Regions from separate parts of the Homo sapiens genome. Here region 2 is linked to region 1. A link is a loop called in an ENCODE intact Hi-C map of the cell type or tissue named here. Cell type or tissue: GM12878. All regions are shown on one strand. Each heading gives the region's core, and the rest is flanking DNA. Links, peaks and the distances in the headings are about the cores only.

Region 1 (16,494 bases), core at 3,340-11,339:
TGACAAATGTATAAAATATATCTCTAAGAGTGTTAGTTGTATTCAATTGAGAATATTTTTATTTTATGGAAGTGTTCACTTTTATGTCTATCTAATACTCTTTTAAGATAAGTATACAAAAGATGTTTCTAAGTTTCTAGCTGTGTAGTGATTCAGAACAACAGGGTCACTGAAAAGAAGCGCTCAACACTCAAAACTCAATCTATTACATTCCATTATGACACATGTAAACTTTCTTCTAGGAGTGCTGGTTGTGCACATGATTAAGAACTGTGTAATTTCAGCTTAAAGATGTGTTTGAGGCACTTAATACTACTGTGGTATGACACATGTACAAAATAAGTTTCTAACACAAGTCCTTGCCTGCATGACTCAAAATAATTTTTTTCATTGATTAGAAGCGTTCACCATTCTTAAGTTCATTTAATACATTCTTTTAAGACACACTTACCAGGACTGTTTCTAAGGGTATGAGTTATATGCTTGATTTACAACAGTTTTATTTCAGTAAATAGAAGTGTTCATCACTCAAACTCCATCTAGTAGACTTAAAACACATATCTTAAACACGTGTCTAACTTGGTAAGTTGTGCAAGTAATTCAGAATGTGTGAATTCAGGGAAGGGATATTAACTACTCTTAGCTATTGTAATACATTCTGTTAGGACACATGTATCAAAGATGTTTCTAAGAGTGCTGGTGTGCAGCTTATCTAGAAAAGTTTTATTTATTTATTGACTTATTTTTTTCTTTTTAGCATCAGGTTGGTGAAAATATTTTTTTATTTTAATTGACAGATAAATGCTTATTTTAATTGACATATATTTATTTATTTTTAATTGACAGGTAAAAATATTTATTTATGTTTTAATTTTTCAGTTTTTTTGAGATGGACTCTTGCTCTGTCGCCCAGGCTGGAGTGCAGTAGCGCGATCTCAGCTCACTGCAAGCTCCGCCTCCCGGGTTCACGCCATTCTCCTGCCTCAGCCTCCTGAGTGGCTGGGACTACAGGCGCCCGCCACCACAACCAGCTAATTTTTTTTGTATTTTTAGTAGAGACAGGGTTTCACTGTGTTCGCCAGGATGGTCTCGATCTCCTGACCTTGTGATCCGCCCGCCTCGGCCTCCCAAAGTGCTGGGATTACAGGTGTGAGCCACCATGCCCAGCCAAAAATATTTATTTTTAAATGACAATTTTTAATTGACAGATGACATTGTACATTTTTATTATGTACAATATTGTTTTGGAGTACACATATATTGTGAAATGGGTATATCTAGCTTATGATTATGATTATTATGAATTTTGAGAAAGAGTGTAGCTCTGTTGCCCAGGCTGGAGTGCAATGGCCTGATCTTGGCTCACTGCAACCTCCGCCTCCTGGATTCAAGCAATTCTTGTGCCTCAGCCTCCTGAGTAGCTGGGATTACAGACATGCACCACTATGCCCAGCTAATTTTGGTATTTTTAGTGGAGACGGGTTTCATCACGTTGGCCAGGCTGGTCTCAAACTCCTGACCTCAGGTGATTCGCCTGCCTCAGCCTCCCAAAGTGCTGGGATTACAGGCATGAGCCACTGTGCCCACCCAAATCCAGCTAATTAAATGCATCATCTAACACAGTTATTATTTTTGTGGTAAGAACACATAACACTAGCTCTCTTTACATTTTTTCAAGAATATAATATATTGGCTGGGCAGGGCAACTCATGCCTGTAATCCTTGCACTTTGGGAGGCCAAGGCAGCCAGTGAGGAATGACACATAGAGACATGCCAAGCCTCAGTCCTGTCCCAAGTTCTTGGTGCAGTCACTTGATGTCTACTCCTTTACCCTTTGGGGTAGCTGGAGTGTTGTTTTTTTTTTTCTTTCTTTCTTTTTTTTTTTTTGAATTTATCTTGCAACGGGCTTACAAAACCTCTCTGAATTTACCTGATGTCTCTTTCTGATTTTTTTTCTTTTTTTTTTTTGAGAAAAGGTCTCACTCTGTCACCCAGGCTGGAGTGCAATGGCACAATCTCCACCTCCTGGGTTCAAGCGATTCTCTTGCCTCAGCCTCCCGAGTAGCTGGTATTACAGGCACACACGACCATACCCAGCTAATTTTTTGGCATTTTTTTTTTTGGTAGAGATGGAGTTTCACCGTGTTGGCCAGGCTGGTCTCAAACTCCTGACTTCAGGTGATCTGCCTGCCTTGGCCTCCCACAGTGCTAAGATTACAGGCGGGAGCCACCACACCCTGCCCTCTTCCTGATTTAACAAGAGTTTTGCTCCTGTAATAGCAGGATCATCATATGGAGATGGTTTGGGACTTTGTTGTGTACATGCTGTTTCCTATTCTGTTACGGTTCCAGCATTCTGGGCTCAGCCTGATCCCTGGGCTCTTTTCTGCATCCACGCTCAACGTTGACCCCTTGCCTTCTTTTCAGCAGCATCTGACAGAAATAAAGGGCAAAGTGCCTGATGGCTGCCAGCCTGTCTCCTAAACAACCTCCACCCCGGTGCAGCCGGTTGCTCTCCTTCCCGTTACTTAGGCTCTCCATGCCTGCCTGCTTCCCAGGGCGTGCTGCGAGTTTTGCATGTTACAGTGTGCAAAGTGACAGTATCATCAAAACTACCCACAGGCTTCCTCAGGACAGGTCTAAGTTCTACCAAAGCACTCTCAAGGTGGCCTGACGGAAGGGCAACTGAAGTCACTGGCCACACTGCCCCAGCTGCACGTCCTCACGTGGTCGCTCCGCCAATTCTCACACAGTGAGTTCGCAGTCCGCTCGCTCTGTGCCATTTGGATGGAAGATGCCATTCGTCTCCCCCTGCTTCAGGGCAAGACATGGTATCACCCAGTCAGAGGGAACATTGTCCCCATCATACAAACAGACCTCCACACCCTTTGCTCTGTTCTCTCCAAAGAGCTTCCTCGCCTGAGCTACAGAAGAAACAGCCCATAGGCACCCTGCAAAAGCTGCCACTTTGCTCTTGCAGGAAAGATGGAAGCGTTTCAGAACGCTTTCAGCGCCTTTCAACTGTGTTGTACTCACTGACTACGGACTGAATTTGCATCTTTACTCTTTTACTTTTATGTTCTTATTTATATATCTCACCTTTCACCTTAGTTCAGAAAAGAATTGAGGTGAGGTGTATAAATTAACACATATAGTCATTAGGCGGCACAGTTTCCAAGAACTTATTTTCTAAGATAAAATAAAAATAGGAGTAAAAGTGGGATTAAAAAAAGGAGAGCAAGACAATAGAATTGAATGCTTAGGCCGGGCACAGTAGCTCATGCCTGTAATCCCAGCACTTTGGGAGACCGAGGCAGGTGGATCACCTTAGGTCAGGAGTTCAAGACCAGCCTGGTCAACATGGTGAAACCCCGTCTCTACTAAAAATACAAAAATTAGCCGGGTGTGGTAGTGGGTGCCTGTAGTCCCAGCTACTCGGGAGGCTGAGGCAGGAGAATGGCGTGAAAACAGGAGGTGGAGCTTGCAGTGAGCGGAGATTGCGCCACTGCACTCCAGCCTGGGCAACAAAGCGAGACTCCGTCTCAAAAAAAAAAAAAAAATTGAATGCTTAACAGGGGCTGTTTCTGTGAGTGGGCCACAAATGCTTGGTTCTCGTCTTCCAGAAAATATCTGTTTTTTTTTTTTTGTTTGGTGCAAAAAGGGAAGCAATCAGCTATAGGATTCCAGGAATTACAAAATGAAAACTGTGGCTGATTCTGACCCTGAGACCTGGGAGGATGCCTTCTCTGGGCCCTCGTGAGAGGATGCTGTGCAAACTCATGGATGCCTTCTGCCTCTGTGCATGTATTCATTACAGATTTATTGATTTACAGTCTTTTTTTCCTTATCTGAAAATAATAGAATGAGAATAATAAGGCAAGAGGGTTTTCTTTCCTCTGGGTTCTGCATAATCCTCTGTATCTTCTTTTAAACGCTTTGTTCTTCAGGTTGAGTATTCTTTTTACACTTCTGCTAATATTGTCCACATTCAAGTCTAGACAGCAAATGCATTGACTTTTGATCAGATTTTCAGAATTTATGCTGTATAAGCAAGACGTTCTTTTATTTTTAATAAATGTGGGTATTTTCTCATATATTATTTCAGGAAAATATGGTGTAAAGTGAACACAATGGAACCAAAGAGATAAAATATGCATCTAAGAATGTGAATATTCAATTTGGATCTGTGCGCATTCTAATCTTTAGTTAAGTGGATTCTTTAAGAATGTTGCCATTTCTGAAACATCAGTTCCATCCTCTCTCCCATTTCCTTTGGGTTAACTCACCCCAGGCATCATGAACTATATGGACAATTACCACCTGGAATGGGGCTATGCTGTTCACAGCAGGTTACAGAAAACAGATAATGAATAATTTAAGTAATTCATTATTTAAAGATTATTAGTACATATCATTTGGAATAATTTTCTTTTACTTTTCATTACTTAAGCTCATTATTTTTTAGCTTTCAGAGTTAAGCAGGTCCAGTACAATGTTTACTAAGGGTGAAAAATCACTTCAGTTCTCAATATGTTTACCTACTCAAATAAAAAGCATACTAATCTTTTTTAAAGTCATGTCTGATTAACAGCATCCTTATGAAGATCCACAGCCTGGGGGCAGCCATCAGCCACTGATGCACACAAGTCCACCAGAACTTCTTCACCCCCTCAGACTTTCCATCCTGGTGTTTTGGAAAAGATATTTTTGTTGAACAAGTGATTATTTCTGAGCAAAACACTTTTGAAAACATAACCATGATATTTTCCATGTTGAAGCTGCTTTTCCAGGATTTCTGTGGGTCAGCAGTGACACCCAGTGGCTAGAGACACTTGCAGGCTACAGAAATGTCTCCTGTATCCCATGGTAGTGAAGGAAATTGTAGGAAGAAGCATCTTTGGGGCCCAGGTGTTGGAAACTACTCCATGGGGAGGAAGGTGTAAATGCAGGATGGACAGAAATGGGTGGAGGCAGCATCCGGACGTTCTGACCTGATGCCACCACTCCATTGGCCTACACCAGGGTGATCCAGGAAACAAAAGATCTTTCTGGTACCACATGGTATCAGAGGGGAGAGAGGTACCAGTGCTACGACAGGGCCTATCGCAGTGACAACTACCCCAGCTGGATCCAGAGAGCGTGGGCCCATTGAATGATGCTTGTGAAGTAGAGGACAAATCAGACATGAGACAGATCACCGAGGCACCCTTTCCTTTTGCGGATGCAAGCAAGGCAAAGTCACTTTGCATGATGCACACGCAATTTCAGCCAACAATTTTGTAACTTGAACAGAAACGTGGGTCACTTACCTCTTAGGCCATTATTTTTGATGTCATCATTTTATAACATCAAAACACATGGTGATACATTTTGACAGACTGCATAGCAGTGTCTGGAAAGCAGTAAGAATATGCTTCTGGTCTCTATAGGATTTAAAACTAATATTAAATTTCTTAACATTGAGAATTAGTGCAGTTCCATATATTGAAACAAGTTGGAGATAAAATCAAGTGCCAGGGGCGACTTGTTCCTATACTGAAATGAGGTGGAGGCTGCGGATACGGGGCAAATCTAGGGATGTTCTGGAAGTTCTCAAATGCTAGTGCCTTGTTCAATGATAAGCTGTTCTTTCTGAAGGCAAACTGTACTCCTGACTCAGCATCAGCAACTTAAGGCTGATTTTTTCAATTGGTAGGACAAATTTGCCCCACCACCCTCTCCTTAATTCTCAAAAGATGCTTTGTTTTTTAATTTGTAAAAAGCAAGGCATTTACAGAGAGACCATTAAACTTGGACCTAGATAATATGGGTGTGAATGTGAATTCTACTGCCTATTAACTGTATAAGCTCAATCTACTTCCTTAAATATTCTGAAACTCTGCCAGGCGCGGTGGCTCACACCTGTAATCCCAGCACTTTGGGAGACTGAGGCAGGTGGATCACCTGAGGTCAGGAGTTCGAGACCAGCCTGCCCAACATGGAGAAACCCCATCTCTACTAAAAATACAAAAAAATTAGCCAGTCGTGGTGGCGGGCGCCTGTAATCCCAGCTAGTCAGGAGGCTGAGGCAGGAGAATCGCTTGAACCCAGGAGGCAGAGATTGCAGTGAGCCAAGATCACGCCACTGCACTCCGGCTTGGGCAACAAGAGTGAAACTCCATCTCAAAAACAGAAAAAAATTCTGAAACTCATTTCCTAATATATTTTAAAACAATATTGCTATTTATCTCAGAGAGTGATTATAAAACTAATGATATAAGCTAGTTCTAAGTGCCCATCATTTGATAAGAAATTATTTGTTTCCTCATATTTTATTATGAAACTGTTCAAACATGTAGAAAAGTATAAAGCATTTCCCAGTGAACTTTCATATATTCCCCATCTCAATTGTACAATTAAGGTTTCACTATACTTTATTAATTACCCCCCCATCTATCATTCCTCCACCGCTTCATCAACCCATCCGATTATTTTTGATGCATTTCAAAGATACAAACACCAATTTATTTCCACATGTCATTAACTTGACTTCAGTGTTTGTTTATGGTTTTTTTTTTTTTTTTAATTTGGGGGATAATGTTCACATACAATGAAGTGCACAAATCTTAAGTAAGCCATTAAATAAGTGGATTTCAATAAATGCTCACACCCTGCTACCCAAGCCTGGTTATGATAAAGACATTACTGTCACCCCAAGAAAACTCTCTCAGGATCCCTTCAGATAAATTCCTGACCCTCACCCAAGATGCAACTACTGCTCTGATTCTTTTTATTGTACATTTGTTTTGTTCCTATCTAAAGCTGATCCAAAGGGAGCCAGAAACTACATGACTGGAGACCTCACCTCAAGGAAATTCTCATATATTAACCAACAAGTCAATCCCCAAATAGGCGCCGTCTTCATTGTTGGTGGCATCTTGGTTTCTAGGAAGAATTGTATCTGTAAGCTGACAAATGTATTTGCATGCGCAATCCAAGCTCCCCTCAAGACGCAGAATGTTACCACTAACTCCAGAATTATTTTTGCATCGACAAAGAAATGTTCTACCAGCAGGTGGCAGTAGTAACCCATCGCATCGCTGGGAGCCCTTTACTGGGATCCACCAGCTTTACGATTACATAATAGATGGTCCCCAGTTTAGGACGGTTGGACTTAAGATTTTTTTACTTCAGGATGGTACAAAAACATAAACATTCTGTACGCCTCTTAACTTAGAATGGGGTTCAGGTAAACCCATCGTAAGTTGAAAATATTGTAAGTCCAAAAATATACTTTCAATTTGCAATATTTTCAGTGAAAATGAATTTATCTAGACGTAACCCCAGGGTAAGTCGACAAGCATCTGTATTAATTTTGGATTCCATATTCACAAAAGCACACTTTTTTTTAACAAAGATTCAAACAACCAAGAGTGCTGATTTTTAGGGATATAATTTCTCAACAGGTAAATGAGTTGGATACTAGAGAAATGCACCAAGGAGGCTGATTGATGCATGAGAGCTTCCAGGTGTGTTTGGTCAGCTGCAGCTGGGGGAGCAGAACACACTGTGGGTGACACACATCTGAGGGCTAACAACAGCTGCCAATTACAGAATCAACTCCTGAATACTGGCAATATTTAGCATGGCTGAAAGACAAGACCTTCCCTGAAACTTCACAAAGTAACCGTGAGATGGTGGTTCACTCACTACCTGTCCATCCTGTCTCTCTGATTTGAGTGCACACAGGATGCCAAGAGGGCGCAACACTTGCATGTAGACTGGGGAGGCAACAGTGACAGGATCTACATAGAAACATTGAGGAATCATTCAGAGCAGCCAGGGAGAAGCTGGGGGATGGGGGCGGTTCTAAGGGCCAACTCACTACATATATATATATATATATTTGAGATGGAGTCTCGCTCTGTCACCAGGATGGAGTGCAGTGGTGCAATCTCGACTCACTGCCACCTCCGCCTCCCAGGTTCAAGCAATTCTCCTGCCTCAGCCTCCCAAGTAGCTGGGACTACAGGTGCACGCCACCATGCTCAGCTAATTTTTGTATTTTTAGTAGAGATGGGATTTCACCATGTTGGCCAGGATGGTCTCAATCTCTTGACCTCGTGATCACTCATATTTTTTAATAAAGTGTGTAACGTCCTGGGAGCCGAGAAACGGTCATGTCAGTAACCCCCGGCATAACTGCAGAGGAGAGAACTAGAAGAACAAGAACAAAAACTGCAGGAGGCAAAGAGCTAGAAGCACCGCTTGAAAAGGCTTCCAGGGCTGGGAGACCTTCAGCAGCGTGGTGACGGCTTTTTCCAGCACTGCATTTCCTTTCACTGAAATGTTTAAGGCAAAGGCAAACAACTGCACTTGGGGAATGTTAAGGAGGAAAATGTATGTGTCAGCCGATGTTAGAACAGATCCATGCTTTGAAAACTGGGAGGTGCACCACATGTGGAATATGCCATAACTGAGGAATAAAAAGATGATTTTAGGAGATGCTTAGACATACATCAAATAAAATACCTAACAAGTTAATTCTGAGAAGCCAGTGATGGGCCCTGTGACACATATGGTCATTAGGTGAGATCTTGGTCCCCATACCACAGCTACTGCCCATAGCCAAGATTCTTCTGGCTACAAAGGGACCATTCCTGCAGTTAATGCATTCCCCAACTTGCCCAACCTACCTAAGCATTTCCCACATTGCAAGGCCCACCTAAAGCCACGCACACAAGCCAGTCCTTACAAAAGGCCCCCTGGCGTCCCCCATATGGAGATGCTCCAAGCTTCACCCATGATGTGCACCCTGGGACAGCAAGTTAAATCAACTCTCCTGGTGAGCACAGGCAGGCTGGTGTCTTTCTTGTGATGGGATTCACCAGGCCCCTTGTTCCTCGGCTTGATCTTTGATGATGCCAAAGAGAAAGACTTGGTTTAGTGGGAACGGGTGTCCCCACCTCTCCAGCCATCCCTCTCCAGGGCACAGAGAGCCACCTCGGGCTCCTGACTCCAAGGCAACAACCATAACTGAGGAGAATGGTCAACAACACTTGGTCATTGAAACATGTAGGTTCACACCTCACAGATTGTTTATTTATGACAAGCAATGATGGATTCACATTCATAGTAGTGCTAAAATCTTTCTTATCAAATAAATAATTTAAGTAAAAAGTGTGCATCTATTTAAAGAATATCAACAAAAATTAGCATAAGCAATATTCAGATATGGCAGAAACATGAAGGGAATATATGAATGACAGAAAGTTGAAGAAATACTGAATTAAATGAACTCTTCAATTAGTTTTTTAAATATATGGTCAATATTTTAAAGAAATAAACAGATAACAATAACCTAGGACTCTTCTAATCAACTTTGATTTTAAGTCAGTCCACTTGTTATTTATTTTTCTCCTTTTTTTTGAAAACCACTATATATAGATATATTTTTTTTCCTTGTTTGCAAAATGCATCATATGATGAAGTGTTACTTGTTGGAGTGTTCTTGCTCAGCCTCTCTTTAGAGAGGAAGCCCACTGGAATAGAAGGCCATTAAAATTACCTTACTCATCCAAAGTTATACAGGTGGGTCTTGGGTGATACACTGGATATCTCAGCACGTAAGTCCCTTTTCACTGATATATAAAAAGTTCATGATTTGCAACAAGAATTAAGTTTACTTTAACATATTCCATAATGCTAAAATCACTTTGATTCCTGAGGCTGACAAGAAGCACATACTAAAGAGTTCCCATGATGAAACACCTGTCTAGTCCTTAAATAATAATTTAAATGAACAGAGTGGTTAAAGGACCCATTTGCCTTCACCAAACACTTTCAAGTCAGACAGTTCACTCATGAAGACAATGAACAAAAGAATTCCAGGGTAGATAAATGAATATATCAGGTTGAGATCAGAAATCTTTGTAAATGTGTGTGTATGTGTGTTCACTTTGGCTAAAGTAAAATATTGTAGGCTGGGCATGGGTGGCTCATGCCTGTAATCCCAGCACTTTGGGAGGCTGAGGTGGGTGGATCACCTGAGGTCAGAAGTTTGAGACCAGTTTGACCAACAGGGCAAAACCCCGTCTCTACCAAAAATACAAAATTAGCTGGGCGTGTGGCACATGCCTGTAATACCAGCTACTCGGGAGGCTGAGACAGGAGAATCACTTGAACCCAGAAGGCGGAGGTTGCAGTGAGCCGAGATCGCGCCATTGCACTCCAGCCTGGGCAACAAGAGTGAAACTCCATCTCAAAAAAAAAAAAAGAAAGAAAGAAAAATCTTTGTAAGTGTGTGTGTGTGCGCACGTGCACGCCTTCACTTTGACTAAAGTAAAATGTGGTAGAAAATATCTCTCACCCTTATTTCAATGGCAGCACAGTGTTCATTCCTCAGAAAAGCTGGTTGGGTTTACTGTTCTCTCCTAGGAAAGGGATCTGATGTGAGCTGAGTGCTGATTCTCACTGCAGGTGTCACCTCACCTAACGTTGCCCTGATGCCCCCGCTTAGCAGGGAGGTGAACTGACCCCTGTGAGCAGAAGGAGACGCTAAGGCCAAGGAGGCTCAGTAACCTACCTGAGGCCACTCCACCTGCCATTGGCCCCATGACCTCCCTGGCTCCAGACACAGCACAGTGTGTGACACTGGCCATTGTCCCCCTTCACAGATGGGAAAACTCAGGCTTAGAGGAGAACAGCTTTCCTAAAACCACATAGCAGAAGTGCTGAGACGGGAATGGAGGACACTTGACATCAACTCCCATTCTCATACTGTGTTTCCCGCTAGGTTACCATCCTTAAATGTACTCTTCTCCATTTCCTCCTTTTAATGTAGTATTTCTCATGTATGAAACATTCTACTACTAACACGCTCATGAATTGATCTCATTTGTGGGAGTCATTTGTCATAAATGCCCAAATTCCTTTCTTTCCTGCTTAAAGTTTCTTGACACCTGTAGCTCCTCTCCCTTTTCTTCAGTCTTAGAAGTGGCCCTCCTTATCAGCCCAACTCCTCCTCATCAGCCCAATACCTTTGCTTCCACATTTGACCCTGTCCAGCCCCTCTCCTGGAATCACAGCCTCCTGTTGGCACCACCCTCCACTCTCGCCACTATTGCTGCTCCTCTGCTCCCCTGTGTCCCAGTCTCTCCGCATTTCTGCCTTGGCGAAGCCCACCAAGCCCGCCTCCTCTTCCTGGGCACAGAGGCAGGCTACATTCGGCCTGTCCTTGCACCCAGGGGCCGTCAGGGAGCCCTGTATCCAGTCGTCAATGAGCAGAATGCTGTGTCCCTTCAGGACCTGGCCGGGAGGGATGACCATGCCCCCTCACTCTCCCCTTTCTTTCCTGGGCTGCACTGCAAGCTCCTCCTGAAGGGTGGAGCTCTGGGGAGGGAGCCATTGGGCTGGGGGACGATTCTGCCCATTAACCCACTCTGAGTAGTGGAGGGCACCTCTACTTGTACCTTTCTCCTCTTTTCCCTTCCTATTGCCTCTTTTCTCATGCCATAGAAATTTGTCAGCACTTTTTTCGTTCTCAGGTCCTCATTTTCCTCCCGAGTTTCTAACTCATTTTCTCCATTGCTACAGTGAAGAAAAAAAAGTGTTAGGAAGTAACCCCTACTGCCTACTTATTTCTATATGTCCATTCTTTAATTTTTCGCTATCTGACTTCCATCTAACCCCTTGACGGAAATCCTGACAATTGCACTTTCAAAGGTCTTTGATGAGCCAAGATTGTCTTCCAACTGCTGGTCTTCCTGGACAATATTGACCAACATTCTCCTGAAACGCACAAGGTTTCTCAAACTTTACTGGCTCTTGATCATCTTCCTCTCTTAATTACAGATCTCTCTCTCTCTCTCTCTCTCCTCTCTCTCCTCTCTCCTCTCTCCTCTCTCCCCTCTCTCTCTTCCCACCCCTACTAGTTTCAGCTTTGATTTCAAACATACAGAATTCAAACCCTGGACCCACTAGAATTTGTTTGACCTCAAGCAAGGTACTTAAATTCTCTGAGCTTCTGCATCCTCACCTGTAAACTGGGAAGGATAAGGAAATAATTATAAAGAGTTAAATGAGAAAAGAACCAAAATTAACCAGAGTAAGTGTTTTTAATTTCTTGCCCTTCCTTTCCATTTTCACCTCCATACCCCATATAGATTCCATCATAGTGAGCCCTCAGCAAACATTTGAACTCACATAAAAGGAGGAGTCATGCACACTAACCAGCTTCAGTCATGACCAGCGAAGTGAGCTAACGTGGAGGGTACAAAAGACCACTGGAGAAGCAGTTTCTCACCAGGCGAATTCCTTGCAGACCTCTCATCCCTGGCCCTTTTCCCTTTGGGACATCACTCACCTCTCATTCCAGTCTCTAACACCCTGGGACAGTGTCTTCAAACCCATGTGTCAGCAGGCAGTGGAATCCACAGATATGAGAGGTTAAAATGTGAGTGTCAGGGCTAAGGAGGGAGCATATTTTTGTGCTGCTTGAAAAAAAAACATTTTTAATAAGCATTTCACTCTTCTATATATGGTCTAAAGTTAACAACAGTATGTTCAATTCAGAATTTTTAAGTCATATTCCTTTGATGCAGAGTTTATATCCCTATGTTTAAACCACTTGTATGAATAGCTTTGATATTCTGTTCTGGCTCATAGCATATTCTTGGAATTAAGACAGTATTGTGAATTCTTAGAAATCATAACTACAAAAGCTCATTTTGGAAGGAGAAATTACTCATTCCAAGATCCAAGTTTCATGTTTAGTATATCTCAAAACTTGATGTTTAGGAGTGTTTTTAAAACAAGGAAAGAGCTATAAATTTCCAATAAATGTCAAATTCTTCATTGAAGGTGAACTTCACAATCTTTAAAACCCTTTCTAGTGTTTGAGGAACCTCCATAATAATGTTTTCTCTAATGGCTGTGCTGATTTACATTTCTACCAGCAGTGTAGAAATGTAAAAGTTTTTGCTTTTCTCCACATCCTCTCCAACACTTATCTTTTGTCTCTTGATAACAACCATTTTAACAGGTGTGCAGTGATGTCTCACCGTGGTTTTGATTTGCATTTCCCTAATAATTAGTGATGTTGGGCCGGGTGTAGTGGCTCATGCCTGTAATCTCAGCACTTTGGGAGGCTGAGGCAGGTGGATCACCTGAGGTCAGGAGTTTGAGACCAGTCTCGCCAACATGGTGAAACCCCGTCTCTACTAATAATACAAAAATTAACTGGGTGTGGTGGTGTACACCTGTAATCCCAGCTACTTGGGAGGCTGAGGCAGGAGAATCACTTGAACCTGGGAGGCAGAGGTTGCAGTGAGCCAAGATCATGCCATTGCATTCTAGCCTGGGCAACAAGAGCAAAACTCTATCTCTAATAATAATAATAATTAGTGATGTTGAGCTTTTTTTCATATACCTATTGGCCATTTGTGTGTATCCTTTTGAGAAATGTCTATTCAGAACCTTTGCCCAATTTTTAAACTGGGTTATTTGTTTTCTTACTATTGTGTTGGGTTCCTTATATATTGTGGATATGAGCCCCTTATGGGTCACATGATTTGCAAATATTTTCTCCCATGCTGTAGGTTGTCTCTTCATTTTGTTGATTGCTTTCTTTGCTGTGCAGAAACTTTTTATTTTGATGCACATCCCATTTGTCTGTTTTTGCTTTTGATGGCCATGTTTTGGGGGTCATATCCAAAAAAGTCATTGCCCAAACAAATGTTATAAAGCGTTTCCCCTATGTTTTCTTCCAACAGTTTTAGAGTTTCAGGTCTTATGTTTAAGTCTGTAATCATTTTGAGTTGATTTTTGTATATGGCATGAGATAAAGATTGAATTCCATTCTTCCAGAGATGTATATTCAGTTTTCTCAATACCATTTATGGAAGAGACAGTCCTTTCCCAGTTATGGGTTTTTGGCATCTTTGTCAAAAATCAATTGACCATAAATGTGTAGATTTAGTTCTAGCTTTTCTATTCTGTTCCATTGGTCAGAGCCATGCTGTTTTGATTATTACAGCTTTGTAGTCTATTTTGAAATCCAGAAATATGATGCATCCAGATTTTTTCTATTTACTTAAGTTTGCTTTGGCTATTCAGGGTCTTTCGTAGTTCCATACAAATTTTTGAATTTTTTTTTCTATTTCTGCGGAAAAAAAATCATTGAGATTTTGATATAATTGAAATAAATTGTTGATTATTTTAACCCAGGAACACAGAATATCTTTCTATGTATTTATGTTCTCTTCAATTTCCTTCAACACTGTTTTATAAAAAATGTTTAGTGTTCAGGTCTTGCACCACCTTGATTAAATTTATTTTTAAGTATTATTTTTCCAGCTATTGTAAATTGAATTTTTAAAATTTCTTTTCTGGATAGTTTGTTGCTAATGCATAGAAACACTACTAATTGTAATATGCTGATTTGTATCCTATAACTTTACTAAATTTGCTTATTAGTTTAACAATTTTTGGTGTTTTCCATATATAAGATTATGTCATCTGCAAACAGAGACAATTTAACTTCTTTTATTTTCCAATTTGGATATTTAAATGTCTTTTATTTCCTTTTTCTTTTTCTTTTTTTTTCTTTTTTTTTTTCCTGCCTAATTTCTCTGGCTAGGACTTCCAGTACTGTGTGGAATAGAAGAAAAACACTAAAAGTAGAACTACCTTATGATGCAGCAATCCCACTACTGAGTATATAGTCAAAGGAAATCAAACCAGTACGTAGGAGAGAGGGATCTGCATCTCCATATTCATTGCAGCATCATTCACAATGGCCAGTATATGAGATTAACCTAAGTGGCCATCAGCAGATGAATGAATAAAGAAAATGTGGTATATGTACACAATGGAATACTATTCAGCCTTTAAAAAGAAGAATCCTGTCATTTGCAACACAACATAGATAAACCTGTTAAGTGAAAATTGACAGATTCATCTATTATGTTAAGTGAAATAAGCCAGCCAGAAAGACAGATCTTGCATAATTTTATTTATAGAGTCTTAAAAAGTCACAATCACAGAAGCAGAGAGTAGAATCATGGTGACAAGAGTTGAGGGAATTGAGGGAGAATTGAGGAGATGTTGGTCAAAGGACACAAAATTTCAGTTAGACAGTGAGAATAAGTTCAAGAGATCTATTACACTACATTATGACTGCAGTTAATAACAATGTATTGCATACTTGAAAGTCACTAAGAGAGCACATTTTAAGTGCTCTCACCACAAAAACAAAATTCTAAGTATGTGAGTTAGTGCATATGGTAATTAGCTTGATTTTTCTTTTAATCAAGGCAAATGTGTATCACAAGGTATATCTCTTGGAAAACATCATCTTGTAAAATATAAATATAAACAATTTTTGTCAGTTAAAAATTTAAAAATAATAAAATTTTTTTAAAAAATCCTGCTAAGTTCATCACACAATAGAAGTAAAAGCACCCTGGGGCACTAAAAAAACTAATTATTAACTGCTTTATTGATACTTAAAACATACACCATAGACTGCTGATTTAAAGTGTACAGTTCAGTGGTCTTTAGTATATCCTGAGTTGTACAACCTATCTAATTTTAGAACGTTTCATTCGCTGCACAGTGAGACCCCGTAAACATCAGCTTTCACTCTCTGTTATGGGTTGAATTACATCTTTCTAAAATTTACATGTGGCAATCCTAAATCCCAGTAAATTAGATTGTGACCTTATTTGGAAATATGGTCTGATATAGTTTGGATGTTGCCCTGCCCAAATCTCATGTTAAAATGTAATCTCCAGTGTTGGAGATGCGGCCTGGTGAGAGGTGACTGGGTCATGGGGGTGGATTTCTCATGAACATTTTGCACCATCCCCTCAGTGCTGCCCTCAGAATAGTGAGTGAATTCTCGGAGACCTGGTTTTTTAAAACTTTGCGGCACTCTCTCTCGCTTTCTTGTTCCTGCTTTCATCATGTGACATGCCTGTTCCCCCTTTGCCTTGTGCCATGATTGGAGGCTTTCTGAGGCCTTCCCAGAAGCAGATGTCCCTATGCTCCCTGTATGGCCTGCAGAGCCATGAGCCTATTAAACTTCTTTTCTTATAAATTATCCAGCCTTGGGTATTTCTTTACAGCAATGTAAGAATGGACTAATTCAGGACCACTGCTGTTGTAATTAGCTAAGATGAGGTCATTAGAGTGGCCCTAATCCAATATGACTGGTGACCTTATACAAAGGGGAAATTTCGACACAGACACATACAAGAAGACTGTGTGAAGATGAAAGCGGAGACGGGAGCAATGAATGCCAGAGATTGTCAGCAACCACCAGAAGCTAGGAGAGAGGTGTGGAACAGATTCTCCCTCACAGCTCTCAGAAGGAATCAATTCTGCCCACAGCTCGGTCTCAGACTTCCAGGCTTCAGAACTTGGGGATGATAAATTTCTGTTGTTTAAACCACTCAGTTTGTGAAACTTCATTATGGCAGCCCTAGCAAACTAATATACATTCTGCCTGCACC
Region 2 (16,494 bases), core at 4,814-12,813, 440 kb after region 1:
AACAGATCACTGTGAAGGAAGGGCCAGCCAGGGTTTGTTTCACTTAGGGTACAGACAAAAATGGAGTGTTGGTGAGAAGATCAAGAGATGAGAGAGAAAGAGAGAGAGGAAAGAAAGAAAGGAGGAACGAGGGGAGAGAGGAGAGAGAAATAAAGAGAGAGAGAGAGCACTACCAAATCAGACCTAATTTTGGTTTTCAAGTCAAAGCCAAGTCATAGGAACAAAGCCCACTGGCTAAAGGGAAGGAAGGATCCCCTTTATACTGTAGAGGGCTCTGCACATCTCTACAAGTATAAATGATAACCATGCACTGATATTTACCAAGAGATTTACAGCCATTAACTAGGGTAACTATGCAGTAGTAAACAAGGGCTGCTCTGATAGTATAAAGAACTAACACTGATATCAAATACCCAAAATTCCATAGTGGTCCTCAAATTAGATTGGGATATAACGAGAACCAGGTATTAAATGGACTTTTGGCCCAAGTTCAAAACCTGCTTATATTCTGTGCAATTTCTTCTATAGTATAATTGGGATAAATAGACATAATAGCTGGCCTAACTCTCATGCTGACTCCTTGACCTGTGGAGTAACAGTCATTAGGATAGGAAGGGCCAAGGAGAAGCTGCTGAAACTTCCCCACCTCCTCAAACCAAGATAGCAAGTCAGAAGAAATATCCTGTCTCTGGAGGAATTTCTAAGGAACAAAAATGTGGATGAGCCTATGAAGGCTGGTACAAAATTACAGATCTTTCTTGTGTCCTGCTATTGCCCATTAGATAGCATTCACTATGAAGAGACACTCAACACTTCTGTAAACAGAATGACTTCTCTTATGGGCCCATGAACAGAGAAACCACTGAGGCAGGGTTGGGAGTTTGTGTGGGATCAAGATAATGAGCTCTGTCCCATTAAGTCTAGCCTAGCAACTGCTGAATATTCCACCTGTTATCAGCAGAGGACAACACTGGCTGTCTGATATGGCATCATCTCTTAAGATGACTAACTCACCATTTGCAAAAGCTGATTACATTGAACCCATTGCACCCTGGAGACACCAGTGTTATTTTTCCCAACTGTAATTGTATAAGATTGCCTTCCATGACCAAAGGGTAACTTCTGGGATATTTGTGAAGGCAAAACTGAGAACCTTAAACCCAGATTTCCTTGAACCTTTCATGAATCAGAATCAGCCCTTCCCAGAGGATAGAAGCCTGCCCTTATTTGGAAGCTCTGCAGATATATCAGTGAGAAAAGTGTCTGCAATATTAAATTCTACCAGAACAACCATGAAAAACAACTAACTTCTGCCAGAACAACTGTGAAAAAAATGCTACATTTAAGGGCATAAGATCCTAATTGCTTCAGACCAGGGGATTCATTTCATGGACAGGTAACCATGGAATGCACTTATTGGACAATATATCTTATCACTCAGAGGCTTCTGGCCCAAGATAATGATGGACTAGTCTGCCAAATTCTTACTCAAGGCACCAGAGAGATGGCAATTTAAGGTGGGTAGGAATTCTACACTCCAGTGGCCATTATGGCATGTGCTGCTGTGTACTCAACAAGTGGAATGTGCGTCTGGGAATCACAGGGTGGAAGTAGGATTGGTCTCTCTTAGCAAGATTCTTAGTAGCTCATTTGTAAAATTTGAATACCCATTTCCCAAAATTCAGACTGTAAAGGGGGAATTCATCCAAAAAAAAGTATCCAGGGAGAATTGCACTGACTTTGATGCTATTATTTGCTTAATTTGGGTTCCTGAGGCCAGTGAGCCAGCAAAGTTGGAAGTTACCATGTTAATGGGCATCATAGACTCCATTTACAGTAAGGATTTAGGACTGGTGCTAATGGTGTTACCCAATTGTGGCAGAGGGAATATATGTGGAATCCAGGGGTTCCTGAGTGCTTCCATGCCATGTTAACAATGTGTATAGAAAACTGCATCAACCACGGCCTGACAATTTTTACAAATTAATTACAGCCTCCAAACCCTGGAAGTAGATCTAGAAAGCAACCTACATCCACTGAAGTGCTGCCCAAGACTGAGGAATGGTGGTGGTAGAGGAAGATGATAGAGATCAATTGTGGCTCCTGAGACCCTCTGCAGATGCAACAGGACCTGTAACTTGTTCTCCTCATACTCTTGAGTTCAGCCCTTGCAGAGCTGGTGCCCGGCTGCCACCTTAGTCTAGAAGCAAACGCCCACTTTAGAGCCAGCTCCTTAATACTGACTGCTTTGGAATTAACATGAGAGGAAGCATGTTTGGGAGTGCCCTGTAGATTATTACCCATGGATTGAACCGAGCAGAGGAAGGACTGAACTGTAATGCAGCCCCAGCTAAGTCCTCAGCAGATCCCACAGGTGATTCTGGAGCTGGGATGGCCGTTCAGAGTTCTCTCAAATTTGGAAAAGAGGGTGGGTCACTGGGTGGACATGGACAGCCACTAGATTTGGGCTGCCCCTCAGGAGGGGGTGTGACATTGGATGAGGCATTTGCCTTCAGTGAGGGCAATGGCCAGAGAGGGTAAGAGCTGACAGTTGTCAGCCATCAACTCTCTTGGCTGCTGGAAAACTGTGTGCCTGAGTCCAAAAAATGGGATGGGTCAGTGCACCACAGCATTCACTAAGCATGAAACAGGGATCCCTGCAGAGCAATTGCTGGCTCCCAAAGAAGAAAAGCAAGAGTCAGTCCCAGTTCTTAATGCAACCAGCCTAGAAACAGAGCAACAACAGAGCCCAGAGGTGAAGAGCAGGGCCCTGGAGCGGAGCGCTTGAAGAGGCATTCCCAACCAGGCTGCTTACAACATGTGTGACCTTGTGCAACCTCCTTCAGACATCTGGGCCTCAGCTTTATTTTTTGATTGTTTGTTTAATCAGTAAAATGAGGGTTATGGCCATGCCAACCTCCAAGGATTATTATGAGGATAAAAAGTTAATATTTGTAAAGCATGTAAGATGATGTCATAGAGTAAACTCTACAGAAGGATTTGTTAATTAATAAAATGGGCCTATATATTAGCATTTATAGCCACCATTAGAAAACAAGCATAAACAGAAAAATTCACAAAAGAAGATATCTGCATACCAGAGGTTAGGAAATATTCGATAATGGAGGAAGGGGATTTTTTTTTCACATTAGGAAGAATTTATTGAATGCTAGAGAACATAGAAAAGCTATAATTACTGTTCTTGGTGAAGCCTTCCCAGAGTCTCTCTTAGGACACAGTGGGATTCATTTGAGAACAATGGAGTTAGTGAATCAATCCTGTGTTGGTCAAAGTGAAGAGCTTCTTTGAGTCATGGTCTGTTCCTGAAATGGTATTTCATTTTGTACTTTGAAAAAATCAGCTTTTTGAGCTGAACTTTCATATATATACATACTTTAAGTTCTGGGGTACATGTGCACAACATGCAGGTTTGTTACATATGTATACATGTGCCATGTTGGTGTGCTGCATCCATTAACTCATCATTTACATTAGGTATATCTCCTAATGCTATCCCTCCCCCTGTTCTCACTCATAGGTGGCAATTGAACAATGAGAACACTTGGACACAGGAAGAGGAACATCACACACCAGGATTTTTTTTTTTAAAGGAGAGATGTAGCTGAGCAAATAGTGGACAAATTAAACTGCTTCAGATCTACATGAGAAGTAGTGACTTATAATGTACATACAATTAAAACATCTTTTATCTTAAATATACATGTAAATATCCACAATTATAGCTCATATATATTAATTATAAGTGCAATGCATAATTATAATATATCCATAATATAATAAGTATGATAATATAAACAAAGAAAGTTTAGGGAAATATCCTTTTTCCCAAGAAGAAAGAACATTCATGTTCTAGTATATGCCAATAGCAATATAGACTGCAAGACAAGCTAGTTATACCTTATGCAACAGGATTCATGCCAAAAGAGAACACAAGAATATAAATTTCTAAAATAAAAAAATTAAATTTAAATATTTAAAACGCAAAGTTATTTGAAAATAATTTTAAAATGAAAACGGCTGCAAAGATTTTTAAAGACGCATTTAGAAAGCCTGCTGTGTCTTCAAACATTTTTCCTATTTGGTAGTGGAATAAAGATTTCAAGCACAAATTTACCCATGACTGTTTTGCTGAGCAAACTTAATGCCACATCCTTGTTCATTACTTTTTCAGGCTCCTACCCATTGCTTCTCTCCCTTTAATTTCCCACCATGCACACTGGCCCATTTGGTGAGAAGATCTATTCTGTGCTCACATGTACAAAGGTGATGTATTGGCAGCTTCAGCCTCCAAAGGTTTTTCTCATTACTGAATTCCCAGTAGCTATTTCTCTACATTGTAATTGGATAGTACTTTTTAGGAGCAAGTGTCCAGGGCATAGAGTGCCACAAACACTAGGTGCATTCTAGAGAAATGAGGAGATGATATCCATGAATAGCAGAGGATCATAGACAAATGCATTCCCCAAGGTGAGGGGAAACAATCAATAGCTGAAATGAGAAAAGCTGGCTTCAGTGGTGTGCTGATTGAGAAGAGAGCCTTCCCATTAAGCCAGAGTGACCTGTGACGCTCAATTAGTGAATGCAATCCATGCACCTTTTTCATTGCATAATTAAAGACCTATACCTGACCTCTCCATGTCTTCAAATCTGCAATCTTTACACACACACACACACACACACACACACACACACACAGAGATACTTGTTTCCCAATTATTAATACTCTTAATTATTCAACAATGATGCCTATTTAAACACCTAATGGATTATTTGATTTTAATAGTTAATAATACCATGTCAAATGATAAAGATCAATTATTTTTCAGAACAATATATTTTTAATTAGGCATTTTGAAAAGTATTATGTTTAGGAAACTGTACCCATGATAATGACTGAATTCTGTTAAAAATGACGTGCTGAATCAGTGGCTGATTCTCAGTAGAAGGATTGAAATGATCATGGTTTATGTTCATTGATTCACTGAACACATACTTAAAGGTGCTTGCGAGGTATCAGGCATGATTATGGTGAAAAGCGGGCAAAGGTAAATAGGTCTCTGCTCTCCAAAAGAAAGAGCAACGCTAAGCTGAGCATTACAGTGCTTGGGGAATGTCGCACACAGCAGGGAAAGCCCACCGGAGTCTACTCATGCTATCATACGTGCATGCCCAAATACACACATTGTGGTCTTCAAGATTATCATATTTACCCATAGGATATTCATTGCAGTTATGCCTAAAATAGAAAACAGACAGATGAGAACTGATGTTAAGCATTAAAAAATTCAGCCAAGAGTAATTTTCAGTAGAAAACCAAAGAGAATGTTGTGTTGTAAAAGAGCATACTATGATATAATTTCTGAGAATAGATTCCTGTTCTAGTTATCATAATTAGCATATATCTTATGCTATGTGCCTAAATGACACATTATTATCATTAATATAATAAATGATTATCTTTGTTAATTTGCCATAAGCAAAGTTTGGTTATAGGAATTAACAAAAATCTCCCATATTCCAAAAGTGTGCCCCATAATACTTACCTATAAAGAATATAGAAGTTTTTAGGTTCTATCAGATTATATAGAAATAAAATATTTGTAAGAAAATCACATAAAATTTTTAATTGTATCAAAAATCACATATACAATTTATCACTTTAATCATTTTTAACTCTACAGCGTAGGAGTTTTTGTTTTGTTTTGTTTTTGAGAAGGAGTCTTGCTCTCTTGCCTAGGCTGGAGTGCAGTGGCACGATCCCGACTCACCGCAACCTCTGCCTCCCAGGTTCAAGTGATTCTCCTGCCTCAGCCTCCTGAGTAGCTGGGACTACAGGCATGCACCATCAAACCTGGCTAATTTTTGTATTTTTAGTAGAGATGGGGTTTCACCATGTTGGCCAGGCTGGCCTTGAACTCCTGACCTCAGGTTATCCACCTGCCTTGGCCTCCCAAATTGCTGGGTTTACACACGTGAGCCACAGTGCCCAGCAGCATAGGAGTTTTAGGTATGTATACATCGTTGTGAAACAGATCTCCAGAACTTTTTCAACTCACAGAACTGAAACTCCATAATATATCCATTAAACAACAATTCTCCTTTGCCTACACTCCCTATCCACTGGTAACTACCACTCTACTTTTCATATCTATGAGTTTGGCTACTTTAGATACCTCTTATAATTGGGATCATATAGTATTTGTGCTTTTGTGCCTAGCATATTTCACTGAACATAATATCCTCGAGGTTCCTTCGTGTCATAGCAGGTGTCAGAATTTCCTTCCTTTGTAAGGCTGCATCGTGTTCTATTGTATATACATACCATATTTTGTTTATCCATTAGTCACATCACAAATAGTTTTAATTAATTTTAATATACTTTCATTTTTCCCCTAGTTTTTCAGAGTAATACTTGTTCATTTTAGGACATTTTAAAAAATAGAAAAATGAATAAATAATTATTTTCAAATTTTATAATTCTAGTATCCAATGCTAATCACTAAAATTTTATATATTTCCTTCATAATAGTATACATATATTTTCTTTGCTGTTGTTTTCTGCTTACTTATAATAATAATTTTCACATGTGAATGCATGATCTTACTAAAATTTATTTAACCATTCTTCTAGGACACCAAATAGAAAGCACTTGGTGTGACAGGAGAGAGAGAATGGAAGCTTACATTGAATGATCCAGTGGGGATATAAAGAAGTGAATAATATTTGAGAAATATAGTCTTTTTGTGAGCCTGAGTTTCGTCACTTTCTTCCAATAGTTTGCATACATTTTTAATGGTTTCCAGTTTTGAAATATTTTATTAAATTTTTAATAAGGCTTATTTTAAAGTAGAATTAAACCAGTTATTACTAGTGGGAAGAAAGTTTGCAGACTAGTTATATTTATCTTTTCTAGGGTTTTACTGATGGATATTAAAATTATAAAACAAATATGTATCTTTGATTGTCTAGAACTACAATCACCTTAATAATTAAGTCATCATCTGTATGTTACTGACTTTGCTACATATTTCAAAGCAATATTAAATAATGTTGACAATAAGTGTCCTTGTTTGTGGTTTGATTTCTCTTGACATTGCTCTGGTATTTTGTAAGAAATTGTCACCCTTGATGCTGCATGTTAAAGTCGTAATAATATTTAGAGGTAACTTTTCTTCTTTTGCAAATTAACATACTTATGAAGACATACAGAAAACACAAAGCTAGGAACTAATAGTAAGGTTTGATCAAATATCAGAATTTAGCTCCTTGAAAAACTGTCCACTTTTCCAAAAACAATTTACTTCATAAGACTCCTTTTCAGATCTTACCGGGCTGTGCCCACCAACCCTATACACTGTTTTGTTGTGAACTTTACCCAATCTCAGTATCCCATCTTGAAAGATCAGCATTTAAAACCACTTGAGCAAAGAGGCTAAAATGGTCTAATTATCCTTTCCTAGTCACATCACAGAAGATGACTTGAGTAGCCAAATCTGTGGTGAAGTAATTTTCTGCTTTCTTTATGAAGTAATTAAACATATATAACAATGGGAAGAGAACAGTAACATCTTTGAAGAAGGCTTCAAGAATATATTAGAGATCCTCCTAGGAAGATGTCTTAGGAAAACGGTTTTCTTTGGAAAATAATTTTGATCAGTCACTTTTAAAAAGATGATGAAACCCTGAGGTTTCACTAAACAAAAAAATCAAAAATACATAATGTTTACATATTATCTTTAACACAAATAGAAATAATATGTAAACATATGCAAGAGAACAGGGGAACAAATATTTTATTATTTGAAAGGCAATAAGGGGGAATAAGCAAGAGGAAATGAAAAAGAGAAGATGGTGGAAAACTAGAAAAATAAAGACAGAACAAGACCTGGTTAGATGGAGAGGATGTAAATTTCATGGAAAATAATGTCTGAGAAACATTTTACAAACAGCTAGTGTCTACACTTCCATTTAAATGTTTGCATGGATGAATGTAACCTAGCTTCCACCTTTCTTCTGAAACATTCCCTCAAAATTTACTCAAATCTATTTAGTTAAATAATTGGTGATTATTACCATTTTGGTACATTTGTATCTATTTTTCCCATGCTGTATTTACACAATTATACTTAGGGTATATCTGCATAGATCACTTTACATTCTTTCTCTCTCTCTCTCTGTGTTTGTATGTAGGTAAATAAATATATATATATATCTATATCATATATGAAGTCTCTGACAAGGCACTTTTTTTGCTGCATAGCCTTTATCTGATGAATTGCTTGGTGTAGACTGGTTGCTTTAGACTCTGGTTTGGTGTATTTTTTGTGAGGGCACTCGCTCTATGTCAGGGTTCCACAAAATGTTTCTTGTAAAGTGCCAGATAGTGAACATTTTGGGTTTTGTGGGTCACACAGTCTCTGTTTCAACTACTCAACGCTGCCTTTGTATTATGAAAGGAGCCACAGAAAATATGTAAACACATCAGTATGGCTGTATTCCAATAAAACTTTATTTACAAAACAGGCAGCAGGACGTGGCCCCTGAGCCGTAGTTTGCTGACCCCTAATTTAGCTCCACTTGCTTCTGCAATCTGGCCAATGAGGACACTCTAAAGCTTTGGGCTGCCCAACCTAACCACTTACCTTGCCCTAGGGCAAAAATCCATTTTATTTCCAGTTTTCCTACAGGCAAGTGCCCCAGGCTCCAGTTTTGCAGTTTTGAATGCTCTTCCATTGGGCAAGATGATGGGGCAAAAGGAAAGGGAGTGAGCAGGTTTGGGTCAGGCACGTGTGTTGCAGTAACACAAAGACAGTTGAAGGAGATGTCTGCTCCAAAGTTCAGGGGATGCCTGGAGCAGAGGACCAGTGAGAGTTGAGAGATGAAGCAGGAAGTTTGGACATCAATAGCTTTTGAGCTGAGCACCAAGCTGATGAGCTGGGGACAGGTATCACAGCATCCTTAAAGGGCAAGAAATGCAGAATAGTGAGAAACTAGGACAACTGATGTTGCCCCTGGCTGGCTTTTAGAGCTGCTGATGAGCAGAGCATGGGGTCAGAGTGCGTGCATTGTGCTGGATGCATTTAATGGGGCAAGACATTTAAAGCTTCTATGAAAAAGAAAAGGGGCCTAGTGGAAAGACTGGGGTAAAGAGGGGCAGATCAGGATTGATACTAGAAAGGGAGCTCTTCAAGGACTCACTTTGTGAGAGAAACTGAGGTTCATCCTCAGGTCATTGAGGCTCCAGGAAGATCCACCCTGCTATTCCCCAGGTGGGGCAGGATGCTCCAAGTCACTAAGATCTCCTGCCACGTTCACTGTAAGTACCCACATTTCCACATCTCTATCAGAGGCATGGTGCAAATTCTTTATGCAGTAAACTCCTTATGTAAATCAGTGGATAGGGGGAGGGGGAGCGTGTGGCCTTCCACTGCCCACCACAGCTACCTGAGCCCCCATCTGGTATATCTAAGGTGCTCCCTCACCTGGAGACTCATGGGACTTCCTGTAGCTGCAGTGGCTTAGAGGTGGCCTCCTTCAGCCACCACCCCCATGGAATGTGGGGCTGTGGCGGACCTGTGAACTCCCCTAGACTAGTTCCTTAGGGGCAGGGCCTGGAATTAGCATGGCTTCACATTCTTCTGTGCTTTCTGCTCTAAGGATGCTTGGCTCCAGAGGAAGTAACCTGGACTAGATCTGTGCTCTCCTTTCAAACCATTGTGAAGCTGTATTGCTTCCATTCCAAATCTTGATGGTTCATCTTTAAAGGTGGAAACTTCTGCCATTTTCTAAGGTTCATCCTTGTGAACAGTTTCACTTTGAGTAAATTCTCATAATATCTGGATGACTTCAAAAAGCTTTGAAAGAGTTGCCAAGGCACGACCACACTGATGTTTTCTAAGTGCTTTAATTCACTTTCTCGGTTTATTCTAGAAATGCTATACACAGCATTGTACGTAGTAAGGTGCAGATTGGTGCAAAGTTCACCTAATTTGATCCAAAGCAATATCAGAGGAAAGTCCTAGTTAACTTCACTTTCTAGATTATGTCACCTTGATCTCAGATCCTAATGTTGCACATCCAGCAATCCTTCTTAGGGCCAGGCTTGAAATATTTTGGCCCCTCCATGGAAATATTCATGTCACCAAGGCCCTGATTTCTGCAGAATAGATATCTGATACTCATCCAAACACTATCCTAACACTATCAGAAAGAAAAAAAAAACTCAAAAATACACACACACACACACATACACACACATGCACACACCCATGCACTCTTATCTTCTGTACATCTTTTGTAGTATTGGGTGGGAAAGTGAAGTAATAGTTCTACAGCTTGCAGTAGAAATCTTTTAGAATTATGCCTGTGACTCTAAGTTGAAAATCTGATTGGAAAAGATCCTCATGGGGGTGCATTCAAGCCTGTCAGTCTGCAGACCAATCATTGCTCATCTAGCCTCCTGGACATGTTGTCTTCTCCTGTGGAACTCCTCTTCAGGGTAGTAACAGGTGTCAGGCCTCCGAGCCCAAGCTAAGCCATCATATCCCTTGTGACCTGCACATATACATCCAGATGGCCTGAAGCAAGTGAAGAATCACAAAAGAAGTGAAAATGGCCGGTTCCTGACTTAATTGATGACATTACCTTGTGAAATTCCTTCTCCTGGCTCAGAAGTTCCCCCACTGAGCACCTTGTTACCCCCACCCTTGCCCACCAGAGAACAACCTCCTTTCACTGTAATTTTCCACTACCTACCCAAATCCTATAAAAGGGCCCCAGCCCTATCTCCCTTTGCTGACTGTGTTTTTGGACTCAGCCCACCTGCACCCAGGTGAAATAAACAGCCTTGTTGCTCACACAAAGCCTGTTTGGTGGTCTCTTCACACAGATGCGTGTGACAACAGGGACTTCCATGGTACATGGACCTGGCATCTGAAATGTGAGTTGATTTATTATCCTGGATAAATAAACTAAAAATAAGAAAATATTTTGAAGCTGATAAAAGTTGAAGGAGAACGCCATCACTTTACAGCTAAAAAAGGTAAAGATACTTTCATTCTTTTTGTTTTCAGAGACCTGGGGCTGAGGAACAGAAAACAAACACATTTTTATAATCTAACACTGAAAGAAAGAACATAGAGGGAGATATTTGCTTTTGGAGCCCATTTTTCAAAAATTTTTGTTTTTCCCCATCCTAGAAAAGAAAGTCTCTGATAAAGAAAAGCTAAAAGTTCCTTGGCTACAATGACATATTGGTTATTAAACTGAATATCATCAATATTTAATTATCTCTGTAAACACAAGAAGAGAAAATGCAAAACTATCAGTTCATTTATTTGGGTAGTTTTACTTTTTGCCAAAACAATTCACAAAAGTTATATTTAGGGTTTATTAAGAATGGACAACATTTGCTAAGATTCTGAGGCTTAGAAAAGCATCTTATTCATCATCTATATTTTATAAGTGAGAAAATTGCCTCTCAGGGAGGGAAAGAGAGTGGCTCAAGGTCACTCGGGATTTTAATGACGATCAGAACTGGAACCATTTTCTCTCTATTTTGCATCTTGGGGCCCTCTCTTAGGCTGGAAGTCCATAGAGGCTTATTTCATATTTTCAGTCGAGTACCTAACAGCTCTTAATTCCTGCTAGATAATCTAAATTATGACTACAAGCATAGATTTTTTTTTTTTTTTTGAAGAACATATGGGAATCAGGGCAAAGCACTGTTAGTTCATCTATTCCTTAGGTTAGTATTTACTGAGTGCCTTCTCTGGGCCAGGCAGAGAGCAGGGAATGTGGAGCACAAGGTAGGAAGGATATTTATGCTGTCTTAAGAAAGCTTACAGTCTAAGAATATGCAGGAAATGGGCAGTGCAAGTGAACAAGACGCAAACAGTGATTAGTATTGTACTCAGAAGGGCATTGTCAGAGGCCACTAAAGGGAGGAAGAAAGAGGCTGTTGCCAACAGGACTAGGGCGAGTTTCAGGGGAGAAACCACACGTGTCCGTGAAGGAATCTTCCTTTGGCAACTTCTGGAGTTGGCACTGAGTTTTTCTTCCGTGGGCCTCTGCAGCAACGCTTATCTCTGTCAGGCCTCTGAGCCCAAGCCAAGCCATCGCATCCCCTGTGACCTGCACCTTTACGCCCAGATGGCCTGAAGTAACTAAAGAATCACAAAAGAAGTGAATATGCCCTGCCCCACCTTAACTGATGACATTCCACCACAGAAGAAGTGTAAATGGCCGGTCCTTGCCTTAACTGATGACATTACCTTGTGAAAGTCCTTTTCCTGGCTCATCCTGGCTCAAAAAGCACCCCCCACTGAGCACCTTGCAACCCCCACTCCTGCCCACTGAGCACCTTGTGACCCCCACTCCTACCCGCCAGAGAACAAATCCCCTTTGACTGTAATTTTCCTTTACCTACCCAAATCCTATAAAACGGCCCCACACTTATCGCCCTTCGCTGACTCTTTTCAGACTCAGCCCGCCTGCACTCAGGTGAAATAAACAGCCATGTTGCCCACACAAAGCCTGTTTGGTGGTCTCTTCACAGGGACACGCATGAAATTTGGTGCCGTGACTCGGATCAGGGGACCTCCCTTGGGAGATCAATCCCCTGTCCTCCTGCTCTTTGCTCCTTGAGAAAGATCCACCTACGACCTCAGGTCCTCAGACCGACCAGCCCAAGAAACATCTCACCAATTTCAAATCCGGTAAGCGGCCTCTTTTTACTCTATTCTCCAACCTCCCTCACTGTCCCTCAACCTCTTTCTCCTTTCAATCTTGGCGCCACACTTCAATCTCTCCCTTCTCTTAATTTCAATTCCTTTCATTTTCTGGTAGAGACAAAAGAGACATGTTTTATCCGTGAACCCAAAACTCCGGCGCCGGTCACGGACTGGGAAAGCAGCCTTCCCTTGGTGTTTAATCATTGCAGGGATGCCTCTCTGATTATACACTCACGTTTCAAGGGTGTCAGACCACGCAGGGACGCCTGCCTTGGTCCTTCACCCTTAGCGGCAAGTCCCGCTTTCCTGGGGCAGGGGCAAGTACCCCTCAACCCCTTCTCCTTCACCCTTAGCGGCAAGTCCCGCTTTCCTGGGGCAGGGGCAAGTACCCCTCAACCCCTTCTCCTTCACCCTTAGCGGCAAGTCCCGCTTTCCTGGGGCAGGGGCAAGTACCCCTCAACCCCTTCTCCTTCACCCTTAGTGGCAAGTCCTGCTTTCCTGGGGCAGGGGCAAGTACCCCTCAACCCCTTCTCCTTCACCCTTAGTGGCAAGTCCCACTTTCCTAGGGGACAAGAACCCCCCAATCGCTTATTTCCGCACCCTAACCTCTTATCTCTGTGCCCCAATTGCTTATTTCCGCACCCTGACCTCTTATCTCTGTGCCCCAATCCCTTATTTCCGTGCCCCAACCCCTTCTCTGCTTTTCTGGAGGGCAAGAACCCTCCACCCCTTCTCCCTGTCTCTACTCTTTTCTCTGGGCTTGCCTCCTTCACTATGGGTAAGCTTCCACCTTCCATTCCTCCTTCTTCTCCCTTAGCCTGTGTTCTCAAAAACTTAAAACCTCTTCAACTCACACCTGACCTAAAACCTAAATGCCTTATTTTCTTCTGCAATGCCGCTTGACCCCAATACAAACTCGACAGTAGTTCCAAATAGCCAGAAAATGGCACTTTGAATTTTTCCATCCTGCAAAATCTAAATAATTCTTGTCATAAAATAGGCAAACGGTCTGAGGTGCCTGACGTCCAGGCATTCTTTTACACATCAGTCCCTTCCTAGTCTCTGTGACCAGTGCAACTCGTCCCAAATCTTCCTTCTTTCCCTTCCGCCTGTCCCCTCAGTACCAATCCCAAGTGTCGCTGAGTCTTTCTAATCTTCCTTTTCTACAGACCCATCTGACCTCTCCCTTCCTCCCCAGGTTGTTCCTCGCCAGGCCGAGCTAGGTCCCAATTCTTCCTCAGCCTCTGCTCCTCCACCCTATAATCTTTTTATCACCTCCCCTCCTCACACCTGGTCCGGCTTACAGTTTCGTTCCGTGACTAGCCCTCCCCATCCTGCCCAGCAATTTACTCTTAAAAAGGTGGCTGGAGCTAAAGGCATAGTCAAGGTTAATGCTCCTTTTTCTTTATCCCAAATCAGATAGCGTTTAGGCTCTTTTTCATCGAATATAAAAATCCAGCCCAGTTCATGACTTGTTTGGCAGCAACCCTGAGACGCTTTACAGCCCTAGACCCTAAAAGGTCAAAAGGCCGTCTTATTCTCAAAATACATTTTATTACCCAATCTGCTCCCGACATTAAATAAAACTCCAAAAATTAATGGTTTTTCCTTTCCATATTTAGTGTTAGGTCTGGTGGTAACAAATTTCCTCAGCATTTGCTTGTCTGAAAAAGATCTTATTTCTCCTTTGCCTATGAAGCTTAATTTAGGTGAATATTAAATCCTCAGTTGGAATTTCTTTCCTTTAAGAATTTTGAATATTGGCCCCCCAATCTCTTCTGGCTTGTAGGGTTTCCTCTGAGAGGTTCACCGTTAGTCTGATGGGTTTCCCTTTTTGGTTACCTGGCCTTTCTGTCTGGCTTCCCTTAACATTTATTTTATTTCGACCTTGGAGAATGTAATGATTATGTGTCTTGGGGATAATCTTCTCTTGGAATAACTTATGGGGTTCTCTGCATTTCCTGAATTTGAATGTTGGCCTGTCTAGCTATGTTGGGGAAGTTCTCCTGTATGATATCCTAAAATATGGTTTCCAAATGGATTCCATTCTCCCTATCTCTTTCACAATCTGTTATAGATTTGGTCTCTTCACATAATCCTATATTTCTCAGAGGTTTCGTTCATTCCTTTTTTTTTCTTTTTTCACTATTCTTCTCTGCCTGTCTTATTTCAGAAAGCAAGTCGTTAAGCTCTGAGATTCTTTCCTCCACTTGGTCTATTCTGTTATTAATACTTGTGATAGCATTGTGAAGTTCTTGTAGTGTGTTTTTTAGCCCTATCAGGTCAGTTATGTTCCACTCTATACTGGCTATTTCGGCTGTCAGCTCCTGCGTTGTTTTATCATAATTCTTATCTTCCTTGCACTGGGTTACAATGTGCTCCTTTAGCTCGGCGAAGTTCATTTCAATCCACATTCTGAAGCCTACTTCTGTCATTTCAGCCCTCTCAGCCTCAGCTCAGGTCTGTTCACTTGCTGGAAAGGTGTTGCTGTCATTTGGAGGAAAGTGGGCACTCTGACTTTTTGAGTTTTCAACATTTTTGCACTGATACTTTCTCATCTTTATTGGTTTATCTACCTGTGATGTTTGAGGTTGCTGAATTTTGGATGGAATTTTAGTGGGTTTTGTTCTTGTTGTTGCTGTTTTTGTTGGTTTGTTTTTCTTTTAACAGTCTGGTCACGACTCTGCAGGGCTGCTGGGGTACCTAGTCACCTCAGTTTTTCCAGTACCTGGAGGTATCACCAGTGAAGGCTCTCAAACAGCAAAGATGGCAGCCACCAAGAGTACTGATTTTTGGTTGGTTTACAAAGAAAAAAAATTAGTTATCATAAATTTAATATAATTAAAAGAAAACATAATAATGTTAACTCTAATGATTAATCTCAATATGTAATAGGGGGAGAGGGAAGGTATTATTTATAATCCCTCCTCAAGGCTCAAATGCCTGGCTAGACAGTGGATATTTTGAGACCTAGGGCTCAGTTCTTTTACATTCTTTTCTTTATTTCTATAAAATTATTTTTTTGATTCACTACTAAAAGTTGGTAGAAATGCAGCAAAGGTCTGATGTTTCTGTCACAGTCTGGGGTACTTATTTCAACCATAGAGTCAGAAGCTATATAGAGACTTCTTAGTGAAAATTTGTTTCAGCACCTTTTCAGAACAGTTGAGACATCCGATTTAAAAGTGGGGTACTTAGATGTTTCAATTGGGAGTAGTTGTCGGTGGATTTCTTACCCATTTTCTGATATACTTCACTCAGAGAAGCATTTCTTTACTTCCATTCCAGCTCTTGGGTGAAGGTCTGTATTTTGTTTTATTTTAATGCCTAATAATCTGCTGTTGACTTTTTTGCTCCAACAAAAGAAGAAAATCATTAAGCACCAGGAAATTGCCATACAGTTGGCAATAAAACTATTTGCAATAATCTTCTTAAGAACCTCATGATCGGCCGGGCGCGGTGGCTCACGCCTGTAATCCCAGCACTTTGGGAGGCCGAGGTCAGGAGATCGAGACCATCCCGGCTAAAACGGTGAAACCCCGTCTCTACTAAAAATACAAAAAATTAGCCGGGCGTAGTGGCGGGCGCCTGTAGTCCCAGCTACTTGGGAGGCTGAGGCAGGAGAATGGCGTGAACCCGGGAGGCGGAGCTTGCAGTGAGCCGAGATCCCGCCACTGCACTCCAGCCTGGGTGACAGAGCGAGACTCCGTCTCAAAAAAAAAAAAAAAAAAAAAAAAAAAA

The links. A loop is a pair of places that touch in the nucleus more often than their neighbours do. Peaks named below come from ENCODE experiments on the same cell type or tissue, not always from the same donor. Only the 100,000 strongest peaks of a DNase experiment are listed, where the experiment ranks them.
Region 2: a loop joins it to region 1, with 19 times the contacts of the local background. A loop is called at or near these places in 2 of 110 quality-filtered maps.

Annotation. Positions count from the first base shown.
Region 1 is chr7:51,423,602-51,440,095 of GRCh38, forward strand. No RefSeq gene overlaps it. Among named protein-coding and RNA genes, the nearest start is that of COBL, 120 kb to the left of the region's middle. In GM12878, for the core only: CTCF peaks have their summits at 4,840 (motif pointing left) and 7,064 (motif pointing right); a DNase peak (open chromatin) is centred at 7,035.
Region 2 is chr7:51,857,741-51,874,234 of GRCh38, forward strand. No RefSeq gene overlaps it. Among named protein-coding and RNA genes, the nearest start is that of COBL, 550 kb to the left of the region's middle. RefSeq lists an enhancer at 11,648-12,335. In GM12878, for the core only: no CTCF peak of the experiment used is centred there; no DNase peak of the experiment used is centred there.